3 separate regions of the Homo sapiens genome follow, and regions 2 and 3 are each linked to region 1. The links are chromatin contacts, found by Hi-C or POLR2A ChIA-PET in ENCODE. All regions are on one chromosome and are shown on one strand. Each heading gives the region's core, a stretch centred on a gene start or an enhancer-like site at or near the end of the contact. The rest is flanking DNA. Distances are from core to core; before and after follow the strand shown. Region 1 has its middle 26 kb from the start of SNORD83B. Region 2 holds the start of MIEF1 (mitochondrial elongation factor 1). Region 3 holds the start of APOBEC3H (apolipoprotein B mRNA editing enzyme catalytic subunit 3H).

The links. Hi-C counts contacts between places; a loop is a spot of excess contacts on that map. ChIA-PET counts read pairs that join two places held with the same protein, here RNA polymerase II (POLR2A). Pooled maps may share reads with other maps.
Region 2: a loop to region 1 is called in a pooled map, with 2.3 times the contacts of the local background. The contact joins the promoter of MIEF1 here to the enhancer-like site in region 1. A Hi-C loop is called at or near these places in 2 of 50 pooled maps. POLR2A ChIA-PET finds 5 or more read pairs at or near these places in 3 of 52 experiments (K562, PC-9 and WTC11).
Region 3: a loop to region 1 is called in a pooled map, with 2.4 times the contacts of the local background. The contact joins the promoter of APOBEC3H here to the enhancer-like site in region 1. A Hi-C loop is called at or near these places in 1 of 50 pooled maps. POLR2A ChIA-PET finds 5 or more read pairs at or near these places in 2 of 52 experiments (WTC11 and activated CD4-positive, alpha-beta T cell).

What each region holds. Positions count from the first base shown.
Region 1 is chr22:39,285,417-39,289,723 of GRCh38, forward strand. No RefSeq gene overlaps it. Among named protein-coding and RNA genes, the nearest start is that of SNORD83B, 26 kb to the right of the region's middle. Within about 2 kb of position 1,840, at least 4 of the 41 ENCODE cell types and tissues checked have a DNase peak (open chromatin) inside an H3K27ac peak, as active enhancers do.
Region 2 is chr22:39,500,084-39,504,390 of GRCh38, forward strand. It overlaps MIEF1 (mitochondrial elongation factor 1), which reads left to right and starts at 2,207. Exons shown (of 6, transcript NM_019008.6): 1 at 2,207-2,354; 2 at 4,120-4,307. It overlaps LOC105373035 (a long non-coding RNA gene), which reads right to left and starts at 2,077. Exons shown (of 3, transcript XR_938263.4): 1 at 1,951-2,077; 2 at 1,181-1,509; 3 at 409-485. MIURF (mitochondrial elongation factor 1 upstream open reading frame) reads left to right here and starts at 4,148. Exons shown (of 1, transcript NM_001414695.1): 1 at 4,148-4,307. The coding sequence starts at 4,148. RefSeq lists enhancers at 1,987-2,488, 2,346-2,395, 2,489-2,988 and a silencer at 2,496-2,605.
Region 3 is chr22:39,094,833-39,099,139 of GRCh38, forward strand. APOBEC3H (apolipoprotein B mRNA editing enzyme catalytic subunit 3H) reads left to right here and starts at 2,412. Exons shown (of 5, transcript NM_181773.5): 1 at 2,412-2,511. RefSeq lists enhancers at 1,534-2,733, 2,056-2,943, 2,274-2,613, 2,944-3,830.

The sequences.
Region 1 (4,307 bases), core at 590-3,089:
GGACTCCAAGGCAGGCGACCAGTATCTAATGCAGAGCCTCCTGCCCTGTTCCAGACCTCAGAACTCCAGCCAGGGCCACAAGTCAGCCTAGTGCAGACCATAGACCACCCCACCCACCCCTGCTCATTTCCTTTACATTTTTTTCTTTCTTTCTTTTTTTTTTTTTTTTTTTTTTTGAGACAGTCTCACACTGTTGTCCGAGCTGGAGTGCAGTGGCACTATCTCGGCTCATTGCAACCTCTGCCTTCCAGGTTCAAGTGATTCTCCTGCCTTAGCCTCCCCAGTAGCTGGGATTACAGGTGTCCACCACCAAACCCGGCTAATTTTTTTTTTTTTTTTTTTTTTTGTATTTTTAGTAGAGATGGGATTTCACTATGTTGGCCAGGCTGGTCTTGAACTCCTGACCTTGTGATCTGCCCACCTCGGCCTCCCAAAATGCTGTAATTACAGGCGTGAGCTGCCGTACCTGGCTTTTTTCTTTTCTTTTCCTTTTCTTTCCTTTTTTCTTTCTTTCTTTCTTTTTTTCTCTCTCTCTCTTTCTTTCTTCTTCTTTCTTTCTTCTTTCTTTTTTTTTGAGATGGTCTCACTCTGTCACCCAAGCTGGAGGGCAGAGGCACAATCTTGGCTCATGGCAGCCTCAACCACCCCAGCTCAAGCAATCCTCCTACCTCAGCCTCCCCAGTAGCTGGAACCATAGACATGCACCACCACACCCAGCTAATTTCTTTTTTCACGTATTTTTTGTAGAGACGGAGTTTAACCATGTTCTCCAGGCTGGTCTTGAACTCCTGGTCTCAAGGGATCCACCTGCCTCGGCCTCCCAAAGTGCTGGGATTACAGGCTCTGTTCACATTTTTGTGTGTGTGTGCCAAGCACAGAGGGGCCACTGTGTGCAGCTACAGAGGCCCAGCTGGCCTGGCACCTCGGCTGGAAAGGGGCAGCCTCTGGGTAGAAGAGCTGGGTGCCCAGGTGGGGAAGGCATTTCACTCACCCCCTGCCAGAGCTCCCTTGGAGCCCCAGAGTTCCAGGCTCCTGGGTCCTATCTCCTCTGCTTTCTCCAAGCCCATTCCAGGGAAACAGAAACCCAGACAGGGCTTGGAAGATGTCACTCCTGGGTCCTGAAGTGAGACCCCAGAATAGATGTTCTCCTGAGGTCCCCTCTCCTGAAGTTTTATAATTCTGGGGTTGGAAGTGTCCCATGCTGTAAAATCCAAAAGTCTGTTTCCCTGCTTCTCTTTTTCTTATTTATTTATTTATTTTGAGATAGGGTCTCACTGTGTCACCAAGGCTGAATAGCAGTGGTGCAACCATGGCTCACTGCAGCTGTGAACTCCTGAGCTCAAGTGATCTTCCCACCTCGGCCTCCCAAGTAGCTGGGACTACAGGCATGCGCCACCACACCTGGCTAACTTTTGTATTTTTTATAGAGACGAGGTCTCCCTGTGTTGCCCAGACTGGCCTTAAACTCCTGGGCTCAAGCGATCCTTGCACCTTGGCCTCCCGAAGTGCAAGGATTACAGGCATGAGCCACTGCACCAAACCTTCTCTCCTTCTTAAGATTCTGAGTTTCTGTTTTGACTCTATTTGACAGCATCAGTCAAATTGCAAACGGGCTTACCCTTTGACCCAGCAATTCTCCTTCTAAGGAATCTTCCAGCCTCCAGAAGTCATCAAGCATGTGCAGAAGAGACAAGGCAAAAGTGTTCACAGTGGCTTCTTGTGTAACCAAGGAAAACTGGGAGCTGCCCCCATCTGCACCAATGGCCAGAGCAATTTATGGAACGTTTACGGAACACCGCGTCTGGTATGTGCCTATGAAACTTCTGCATTCAACAGACAAAACTTCTGCATTCAAAACACCACATTTCAAAACAAAACTTCTGCATTCAGCATGCCACAGTCATGTGTGGAGAGCAGAGAGGAACCCTGGAGGGAGGAGCTGCAGACGGAGCAGGGCCGTGGGGCAGGTGTCTACTGGTTTCCTGTAATAAATTACCATACACTTGGTGGTGGAAATAACAGGCATTTATTCTCATAGCTCTGGAGGCTAGAAGTCCAAAATCAAGGTGTCTACAGGGCCATGCTGCCTCCACAGCTCCAGGGGGCAATCTTTCAGCTTCTGGGGACTCCCGGGTTCCTTGGCCTGTGACCGCACTGTTCAATCCCTGCCTCTGACTTCACAGGGCCCTTTCCTCTCCTGAGTCTCTGTTTGCAAATCTCCCATCCCTTTCTCTTGTAAGAACACTCTAACTGGATTTAGGATCCACCCCAACCCAGGGTGACCTCATTCTGAGATCCATACTCTAATTACATCTGCAAAAATCCTTATTCCAAATAAGGTCACGTTCTGAGGTGCAGAATAGACATGAATTTTGGGGAGATCCTTTTCAACCCACAACAATGTGGAAGGCCAATGTGTCTTCTCCATCATTTGGTCCTGCTGCAAGGAGGGTGTGTTTCTGGACCTGTGTATTATTTGTGTATCATTTCATTTATGCCTAGTGTTCCATTATTGGGAATTATTTCTGTCCTCCTTCTCAAGGTCATTGCCAAGGTCTGATTGCAAAAGTTTTAAAAATTGCAACTTAAGGCATAAATGGGTTAATTTTTTTTTTTTTTTTTTTTGAGACAGGGTGTCTGTTACCCAGGCTGGAGTGCAGTGGCACAGTCATGGCTCACTGCAGCCTTGGCCTCCTGGGTTCAAATGATCCTCCCACCGCAGCCCTGCTGAGTAGCTGAAACTATAGACATTCGCCACCACACTCGGCTAATTTTCTTTAATTTATTTTTTGTAGTGATGGAGTCTCACTCTGTTGCCCAGGCTGGTCTCAAACTCCTGGGCTCAAGCGATCCTCCCTCTTCAGCCTCCCAAGTAGCTAGGATTTCAGGTATGCACCACCACGCTTGGCTAATTTTTAAAATTATTTTAGAGACAGGGTCTCACTATGTTGCCCATTCTAGTCTGGAACTCCTGGCCTCAAGCGATCCTCCCACCTCAGCCTCCCAAAGTGCTGGGATTACAGGCATGAGTCACTGTGTCTGACCTCATTTTAACTTTCAAAAAGTTCTAAAATCCCAGAAGACAAGTTGTCTTCAAAGATCCTCTGCCTCCCAGGGTCAATGACTCCAGTTTTCTGGGAGGCCCAGGGGGCCCCTCGGCAATGAGGTGGAAATCGTCAGCATGGCAGGGTGGACGCCTCTGATACCTGCCCTGCTGACCAGGCTGGAAGTTGCTGTGGCATCCTCAGGCCTCCAGATGGTGAGCCTCCCTGAGTCAATGGCGAGGTGATGGCCGACGTTCCCAGCCCAGCACTTGCTCCGGGTAGGAGCTGGGCACCTTGGAGCATGGCAGGGCTAGGGAGTGGGGGACAGTGGACTGGGAGCTCTGCCTGGTACCAGCGGCCCACTTGCCCATGACAGGCTCCTCAAGGGTCCTGGGCAGTCACAGATCCCAACCCCTCATTTTGGGGTTTTGTTTTGTTTTTGAGACAGAGGCTTGCTCTGTTGTCCAGGCTGGAATGCAGTGGCACAATCTCGTCTCACTGCAACCTCTGCCTCCTGGAATCAAGTGATCCTCCTGCCTCAGCCTCCTGAGTAGCTGGGATTACAGGCGCCCGCCACGACGCCCGGCTAATTTTTGTACTTTTAGTAGAGACGGGGTTTCACCATGTTGGCCAGGCTGGTCTCAAACTCCTGACCTCAAGTGATCCACCTACCTCGGCCTCTCAAAGTGCTGGGATTACAGGCATGAGCCACCACACTGGGTCTCCAACCCCTTTTTTTATCAATAGGGAAACCGAGGCTGACAGAGAAGAAAGGGCTTGGCCAGGGTCACCTCCTGAATTAGGAACCATGTGGCCTGTCCCACTGCTGCTCAGCAAGAACCTCCCCAGCCTCCTCCACACCTGTTAGGGCAGCCCCAGTGCCTCTGCCAGAGTGGCTCTTCATTCTCCCCAGCTCACCCTGAGAGGAGAGCGGGAAATGACCAGCCCTGTGCACAGATGAGGGAAACTGAGACTCAGACTGGCAGAGGGGCAGAGGGGGTCAGAACCAGTCAGCAGACACTGGGCTCAGATCCCCCCGCCAGTGCCCCAAGGACACAGAGACACCAGACCCCCCAGTGTGCCGCGGCAGGGTCCACTGGGGCTGGGAGGAGCCCTCCTAGCCCCGCCTGGCCTCTGGGGTTCTGTCTTCTTTCCTGACCGTGCCTTGCCTGTCTCCTGCAGGCTGTGCTGTGGCCCAGGGCCCAGGACAGAGCAGGGTTTGCTGGACCGGTGACAGTCGCATCCTTGCCTGTGTCTGTGAGT
Region 2 (4,307 bases), core at 957-3,456, 220 kb after region 1:
TAAAGACAGAGCGAGACTCCATCTCAAAACAAACAAACAAACAAACAAACAAACACCCTGCAATATCAATCCAAGAGATCCTGGAATGCCTCTTGCCCTGTGAAACCTGGCAGAGCCCTGAGGTTTGGGTCAGTGCCCCCTGCCGTGGGTCTCTGGCCTACAAAGGCACCATGGGTACGTACATGTAAGTGCTAGATACCACCTCACTGCCCACACTCCATTGCCACGGAAGCATCGGGGGCAGGGAGAGGCCTTGTCAGTCTAAGTAAAGATAAGACCCTGAAGAGCAAGTGGATCTAGAGGGGCTGATCCGAAGGGGAGACCCCTCCAAATGACCTCCCTCTGTCCCTCCCTCCGAAAAATAACATTCCATAGAACAAGAAAGTCAGGAGAGATATGAAGAGGTCATCTGGTATGCCGATGGAAATGCCACCAATTATATTTATTTGGGTCACAAAATTCTTTAAAAAGCAAATTAGGGCAGCCTGAAAGAGTGGAAAGAACACACATTTCAGAGTAAGACAGACTTGGCTTCCACTGAAAGCTTCTTTCCTTCTTAGCTCAGTGTCTTAGAAACTACTATGCCTCTCTCCATCTTGGTTTTCTTTTCTTTTCTTTTTCTTTTTTTTGAGACCGAGTCTTGTTCTGTCGCCCAGGCTGGAGTACAGTAGCGTGATCTTGGCTCACTGCAACCTCTGCCTCCCAGGCTCAAGCAATTCTCCTGCCTCAGCCTCCCAAGTAACTGGGATTACAGGTACAATGCCACCACTCCCGGCTAATTTTTGTATTTTTAGTAGAGATGGGGTTTCACCATGTTGGTCAGGCTGGTCTCGAACTCCTGACCTCAAGTAGATCCGCCCACCTCAGCCTCCCAAAGTGCTGGGATTACAGACGTGAGCCACCGTGCCCAGCCCTGCAACAGACTCTTGATTGGTCTCCCTGCCTCAGCCCTGGTTCCATTCCGTTATTCTCAAGCCAGACAGATCCCATTGAAAGGGAAGTCAGATCCCAGCACTTCTTGGCTCTGAACCCTGCTGTGGTTCCTTTGCACCCGCCATCTCCCTCCCAGTTCTGGTAAGGGCCTCCCCTCTGGCCTCTTTCCCAGCTCCTGCTCACTCAGCTGCGAAAGCACTGGCTTTCTCCCTGTGGCTCCTAGACCACGCTGAGCTTAAAGGCTTACCTGGGGGGAGGCCTGAAATGCTCTTCCCTGCAATGTTCTTCTCCTGGTTCTCGTCCTTTTATCAGATAGCCTGACTATTCTGCAATTGCCCACCCCTCTACTGGTAGATATTACCTTTTAATCCTCACCACAGCCCCAAGGCTGGGTGAGGTTAGGAAACTTGGCAGAGGGCAGCTGTCCCTAAGTGGTGGAACTGGAACTAGGAGCCAGCGGTGGCCCCGGTGGCCCCGGACTCCAAAGCCCCAGGCCCTGGGCTTGGCAGAGCCAGGCATGGAGGGAGGCAGTTGGGGGAGGGAGCTTCCATAGAGACACGGCCTCCGTCCTCAAATCTAGTGAGAGACAGAGAAGCAAATGGATAAATTACAGTGCCTGGCATATGGTAGGCGCCAAGAAATACGTTTTGTTGTTGAACAGATTATGAGGCGTAAGATGTGCAGACATTTCCGTGGGGCCCAAAGAAGGCACGTGAGTGTGTTAGAGGGAGGCGAGGAAGGGGCTGGGAGAGATTTCCCAGTGAAGGGGGGCATTTGAGGTAGACTTTGAAGGAAGGGTAGGAGTTTGCCAGAAGCCATGGGGCCTGGGGAGTAGGAACAGCATGGAGGGATGAAAAGAAGGCGATCTGAGAAAATGGGTTTTGAGGAGCTCTGAATATTAGTGTTAGAATTCCCTCAGGTACCCCAGGGCCCCAGCCAGAGATCAGCATATACAGTACAGGAGGCTGGCCAGGTACCCCGACAGGCTAAGGGGTTGCCAGCAGGTGAGGGGCCTACCCGGTGCGGCAGCCTTGTTGGACAGCGAGGCTACCTCCTGCCCTCTGAACTTCTGCCAGCATCGGGACCACCCCGGTACCCACAGCCGGACCCGGACACCGGAGTCCTCTGGGGGCGGGGCGCGAGTGGCCTCTGCAGGCCAGTCCCTTGGTGAGGTCACACACGGAGGCGGGGCTCAGGATTGGGGGGCGGAATCATGCGCAGGGGGCGGGGCCCGAGAGAGAGCTTGGAGAAGACCGGAAGTCCCTCCGCCTCCACTCGCCCTCGTGCTCCCTTCAGCCCCTTCGCAGCTCCGTGCGCAAGGTCGTGTCCCGGAAGTGAAGGGGCCATGTTGATGGGTGACCCGGGGAGAGGTACCCGGCCAGAGGCGAGTCCTGCGGAGTGGTAGCGCGCACGGCCTGCGGGTGAGTGAGAGAAGGAATGAGGGCCGCCGGCGGCTGGGCGGCGGGGAGGTTGCAGCGCCTCCTCTCAGGCTGCTGCCGGCGCCTCGCATGCGGCCCGGAGTCAGGATACCAGCATGCAGCCGGGGGTCTCGCCCCATCCCGCCCTGGACTTTCCCCTGGGAGACCCCTCGGCTGCCCCGCCCCGCCCCAACCTCGGAGACCTCCAGTGCCCCGAAGCAGGCCTGCCCTGGCCTCTGGGCCTCCGCACCCCGGCCCGGCCCCCACGGTTGGTGAAGTGCAGACTGGCTGGGGCTCAGCCGCCCAGTCGCCCAGCGACCTTGTAGTTACAGCCCTCGCCGTGACAGTCGCCTTTTACAGCATCAAACACTTCTGTTGATTTTCTGCATCGGGAGGTCCTTAGGGCCGAGGGATCTCTTAAACAGTTGAGGAAAAATGGGCAGGGATGGTGGCTTGCTCAAGCTTGCGCAGGAAGTTAGCAAGGCCGGAGGCTAAGGGCTCGCGGACTTTGGGCCCAAAGTCCAATCTTTTTTTCCAGCCAAATACTTCCCCCACTTGGTGTCATTTCTTTATTTCTGAAACGGAGGTGATCATTTCTTCCACATAGGGACGTTGTGAAATTCTCTCCGTTACGCATAATTTTGAGCCCCTTGTATGTGCCAAGCGCTGTGCTGGGAAAGTTCGTGGAGCACCCAGAAGTGCTGTACACACGGTCCGGCTCCAGCAAAGGGTAACTCATTCCAGAGGCAGGCAGAGTTGGGGTCAGGAGTGCAGCCCTCCCCTTGACAGCTGTGGGCCCGCGGGCAAGTTACTTCCCTCTGGGAGATTGTTTCCTCCACTTAAAATGGGGTAATGTTGACCCCTAGGGTAGCTGACAGAATGAGTTGTTATGTGAGACATGCTTCGAACATTGCACGTTGTATATAGTGCAATATAATGCAATAAGCATTTACTGTTACTAAGAACCCTGACCACCTTCTAGATTCTTAATTTAAATGTGGTCATGGGCAACAAAGCACTTTACAGATATGCTTGTGTAAGGGTTTATTGTTACTGAAGGAAGGCAGTGGCAGTTTATACTTAAATGTAATTATTTATTGAGCATTTACAAACCTGGCTAGGTGCTACTAATAATATCTGCTGTTGATAGAGTGCTTCGTGTGTGCCAAGTGCTGTTCTAAACATATTCACATACATTAAACTCATTTAGTGCTTATGCCAACCGTATGGGCAAAATATGATTTTTATCCTCACTTCACAGATGAGGAACTGAGACAGTCACAGAGAGGTTAGGAGACTTGCCCACGGTCATGCAGCTCGTAAGTGCTGGTGCCAGGATTCAAGTATGGCTGAGTGCTTGTCTTCAACCCTCCTAGATCACCCCCTGTGGTGAAGTTCTATTACCGTTCATTACGTGCACAGTTCTCAAAATAATCCTATGTGGTAGGTACTATTGCCATAATATCCTAATCTCCATTTTATAAGTGAGGAAGCTGGTGCTCAGCGGGGGTTCAGTCCTTTGCCCAAAGTCATATGGCAAGTAAGTGGCAGGGCCAGGATTTGAGCCCTGGTGAACCACAACCTGTATGTTTCCAGAATGGGCATCCAGAGGCTGGGGTCTCTAGTTCTAGTCTTGCCATTAAGTCATACGGTGACCTGGAGCGGGGGGTCTCTGGAACTTGGATTAAAAAGCCCTCACATAGTCTCTACAGGTCCTTTTGTTATTAATTCTGATACTAGGCTTGTATGTCTTTCCTTCTGTTTATAGTGTGACACCCAGCCCCTGCCAGTCCCCCATGGCCCCGTGGAGCCGAGAGGCGGTGCTGAGTCTCTATCGGGCTCTGTTGCGCCAGGGCCGACAGCTTCGCTACACTGATCGAGACTTCTACTTTGCCTCCATCCGCCGTGAATTCCGAAAAAATCAGAAGCTAGAGGACGCTGAGGCCCGGGAGAGGC
Region 3 (4,307 bases), core at 1,162-3,661, 190 kb before region 1:
AGATCGCACCATTGCACCACATCCTGGGTGACAGAGCGAGACTCCATCTCAAAAAAAAAAAAAAGAAGCTTAAAACAAAGACGGGACGTTCTTCCTTCTGCCTTCTGAGGCCTCCCTAGTCTGTAGTGCCGGAGCTTCTAATAAATGATCACAACTTCACCGCACCCTGTGGCTCAGCTTGAGTTCTTTCCTGTGAGAGATCCAAGAACCCATTCTTGGGGTCTGGATCGGGTCCCCCTTTGCAGCAACGAACACAGGCCAGAGTGGCCAGCCTAACCTCCCGTCCTCCTGGAGATAACACCTAAGCACAGGCCCGTCCTAGACACCACAGGGTCTCTGCTGCAGGAATTCACTGGAGGAGTAGTGGGAATGCTGCCTGTGGGAAGGACCAGGAAAGGGTTCCGCCTTCCTTTCCATCCTCCCTGCTTCTCAGCCTGGGAGACTCAGCTCTGTGATTAACCAGCACTACAGTGTGCAGATCTGATGTCTCTCCTGGCAGGACCCCGCTCATTCTGGAATCTTCCATGGACTGTAGCCCCAACATTTAGGACAGATAGGGTGGAGGGGATGCCATTCCCAGGAACCTTCTAAATTCTCACCCAAGCTCCTGTGACCCCAGGGGCCATGCAGGGTCTAGAGGGCTGTCAGGGTGTGCAGGGCGGGAGGATATGGAGGGACAAGCTGGGCAAGGTTCAATGGGACTCCTTGGTGTGGAACCTAGACTCCGCAGTGACTGCCCCTAGTCCTCGCCCTTGGGATTCAACTTTCCTAGGGGTTCTTTGGTTTTTCTTTTTCTTTTCTTTTAGACAGAGTCCCGTTCTTGTCGACCAGGCTAGAGTGCAGTGGCACAATCTCGGCTCGCTGCAACCTCTGCCTCCCAGGTTCGAATGATTCCCCTGCTTCAGACTCCTGAGTAGCTGGGATTACAGATGCCCGCCACCACGCCTGGCTAATTTTTGTATTTTTAGTAGAGACGAGGTTTCACCGTGTTGCCCAGGCTGGTCTCGAACTCCTGACCTCAGGTCATCAGCCTGCCTGAGCCTCCCGAAGTGCTGGGATTACAGGCGTGAGCCACAGCACCTGGCCTGGCTCTTTGGTGTTTATGATCTGAAGGGTGTTGGTTGATATGCATGAAGACGAGGACATGGGTTCCAGAATGCAAATGTGAAGTCCAGGTCCTTCATCTCTGACCTGGGAGGCCCTTTAGGAGCAGTAAGTCCCCTCCCTCGTGTCTCCTCTCCTGCTCCTTTCCATGGAGCAATGAAGAACCTCAAAGTAGCTAGCTGTGGGGGAGAAGGGACACAGGAAGTCCTGGCCAGCACTCCAGCTCTGCTGTTGATTTGCTGTGTGACGTGGGGACAGTATCTTAGCCTCTCTGTGCTTGGGACCTCCTCTGACTGTCAGGATCACTGCCCTCCCCTCCCAGTGCTATCTGGGGACTGGGCTAGATAATGGGCACTGGATCCGCTGGAGATGCAGTCCTGAGCCTGACCCCAGTGCTCATTTCACATCAGGCTCAGGGTCCTGCCAGGAGGCTGAATGCCAAAGGTCAGTGGGGTGGTGGGGAGGGGGCTGCAGCCTGCCCTGTCCACCAGGGGAGTGGCATCTGGTCTATGGTGTCAGCCCTGGTCTGGATCCCTGCTCCTTTCTGTGGCTTCTATTCCTTTCATTTATTTTAGTTTAGTTTAGTTTTTGAGACGGAGTTTTGTTCTTATTGCCCAGGCTGGAGTGCGGTTGGCCAGGTTGATTTTGAACTCCTGACTTCAGGCAATCCACCTGCCTCAGCCTCCCAAAGTGCTGGGATAACAGGCACCGTGACCAGCCATCAATTCCTTTCTTTTTTCTTTCTTTTTTATTTTTATTTATTTATTTATTTTTTGAGACAGGGTCTCGTTCTGTTGCCAGGGTGGAGTGCAGTGGTGCGACGTCGGCTCACTGCAACCTCTGCCTCCAAGGTTCAAGCAATTTCCCTGCCTCAGCCTCCCAAGCAGCTGGAACTACAGGCGCAGGCCACCAAACCTGGCTAATTTTTTGTATTTTAGCAGAGACGGGGTTTCACCATGTTGGCCAGGATGGTCTTCATCTCCTTACCTTGTAATTTGCCCACCTCAGCCTCCCAAAGTGTTCGGATTACAGGTGTGAGCCACCGCATCTGGCCTTTGTTCTTTTGTAAACTATACCTGGGGAGGGAGTTGAGTCTGGCTGTACCTGGAGAGGGAATTGGGGGTGGGAGGATGGGAGGTGAGCCACCTCCATCAGACTTCCCCTGCCAAGCCCGAGGAAATAGAGAAAGAAAGGAGCCTGAGGGATCTGAAGCACCCCAGGGCCCTCCCACTCCAGTCCCACAAAAGGAAGAGGGTGGAGCCACCCTCATCAAGCAGTGACTTTTTGTGACTTTTGGGAGAGCTGACCTTTTGTGACTTTTGGGAGAGCTGCCAAAAGTGAAACTTAGTGCCTCAGACAAGCAGGGGCAAGTCTGCTAAGGAAGCTGTGGCCAGAAGCACAGATCAGGTACTGCCGCCCACTCTGTCCACTGGGCCCTCTGCTGCCACTTCCTGCCTGGCAGCCCTTCTGTGCCTCAGCCCTGGCCTCCCGCTGCCCCAGCCCCAGCCCTGGGCTCCTTCTCCTCTGGCTCCCCTGCCATCCCCACTCCCACCCAGGCTCTTTGCCCTGCTGTGTGGTCACCCCACTGCTGCTTCTGAACGGGCCGCCTCCCCGGCCTGCACCAGCCCAAGACCCCTGCTGAGACTCTCCCCTAAGAGTCATGGCTGGGCTAGTGCTCCCCACCTTGGGAGGGTGCTCTCTCTGTGTGCTTCCTGCCATTCCTGGGCTCTGGAACTGGGAGAACTGAACTAAAGGATGATGGGAGCAATCTGGAATTTTGTTCACAGTGCTTTGATGAACTTTGTGTAAGATTACTTTGTTTCAATACAAAGTCTTAGGAGAGGGTGTGGGGAGGCAATGATCTCTGAAGCACAAGGCAAATCATCTCTTCCAAGGATGTCTCCACTGTGGGCAGAGGAGGATGCAGATGACCCTGAACACACACTCCTCCTCCATGATCAGTATTCACATTCACCGTTTATAATGACACCAGTAACACGGAATATACGGAAAAACTCAATGATCAGGAGAAATGCTTTTATTTTAAAATTTAGGAAGAAGAGAGCCTGGTTCCCAAAGGCTCCCTCCTGCAGGGCCCGTGATGCAGAGGCTGGCAGGGCTGGCCAGGAAAGTGGCCCAGCTCCATGGCCTGGGCAGGTTACCCCACCTCTCTGCACCTCTGGCCCCTCCTCTGTAAGATGAGAATGGCCCCTGCAGGCCTAGGGCAGCCTCACGTGAGCTCAGATCCTCTCAGCACTTAGAAGAGTGGCCTGGGCCTGGGGATGGAAGTGCTACCCTGATTTTTTGTTTCGTTTTGTTTTTTTGAGAAGGGGTGTCTCAGTCTGTTGCCCAGGCTGGAGCGCAATCTCGGCTCACTACAAGCTCCACCTCCTGGGTTCACGCCATTTTCCTGCCTGGCCAGGCAAAATGGCTCATGCCTGTAATCCCAACACTTTGGGAAGCTGAGAGGGGAGGATCATCACTAAAGGCCAGGAGTTCCAAACCAGCCTGGGCAACACAGGGAGACCCCCTTATCTACTAAAACTAAAAAAATAAAATAAAATAACATGAATAGGTAAAATGCCAGGAATTAATTGAACTGAAATATTAAGAGCTCTTATTTTGAAGGGGAGAATTTTATTCACTTTTCTTATTTTTAATGGGTTAGAGGATGGGTGGCAGAAATACTGGGAGGATGGGAGATCCATCCCTGGAAAGACCAGAGCTAGGGCCCTGAGCTGGGAGAGGTCACCCCGGCCCTGCTGCCCCTGCCAGCATCTCCTTCTCTTCTCCTCTCCCTGGTCTTCCTGCTTGGGAAAGCTGCAGAAATTCTCAGGACTTGGAGGCTTGAAATGCTCAGGGGTTTTCCAGAAAGCAGAATAGAAAGTAGATGGGCAACCATCAATCAGACAGGCCAAAGAAAAGGAGCTCAGGCCCTCGGGGAGACAGGAGGTGAGCGCATGGGTCACAATCCTGGCGGGGCGCGGTGGCTCACGCCTATAATCCCAGCACTTTGGGAGGCCGAGGTGGGTGGATCACCTGAGGTCAAAGGAGTTCAAGACCAGCCTGGCCAACATGGTAAAACTCCATCTCTACAAAAATACAAAAATTAGCCGGGCATGAAGGAGGGCGCTTGTAATTCCAGCTACTTGGGAGGCTGAGGCAGGAGAATTGCTTGAACCCGGGAGAATCACTTGAACCTG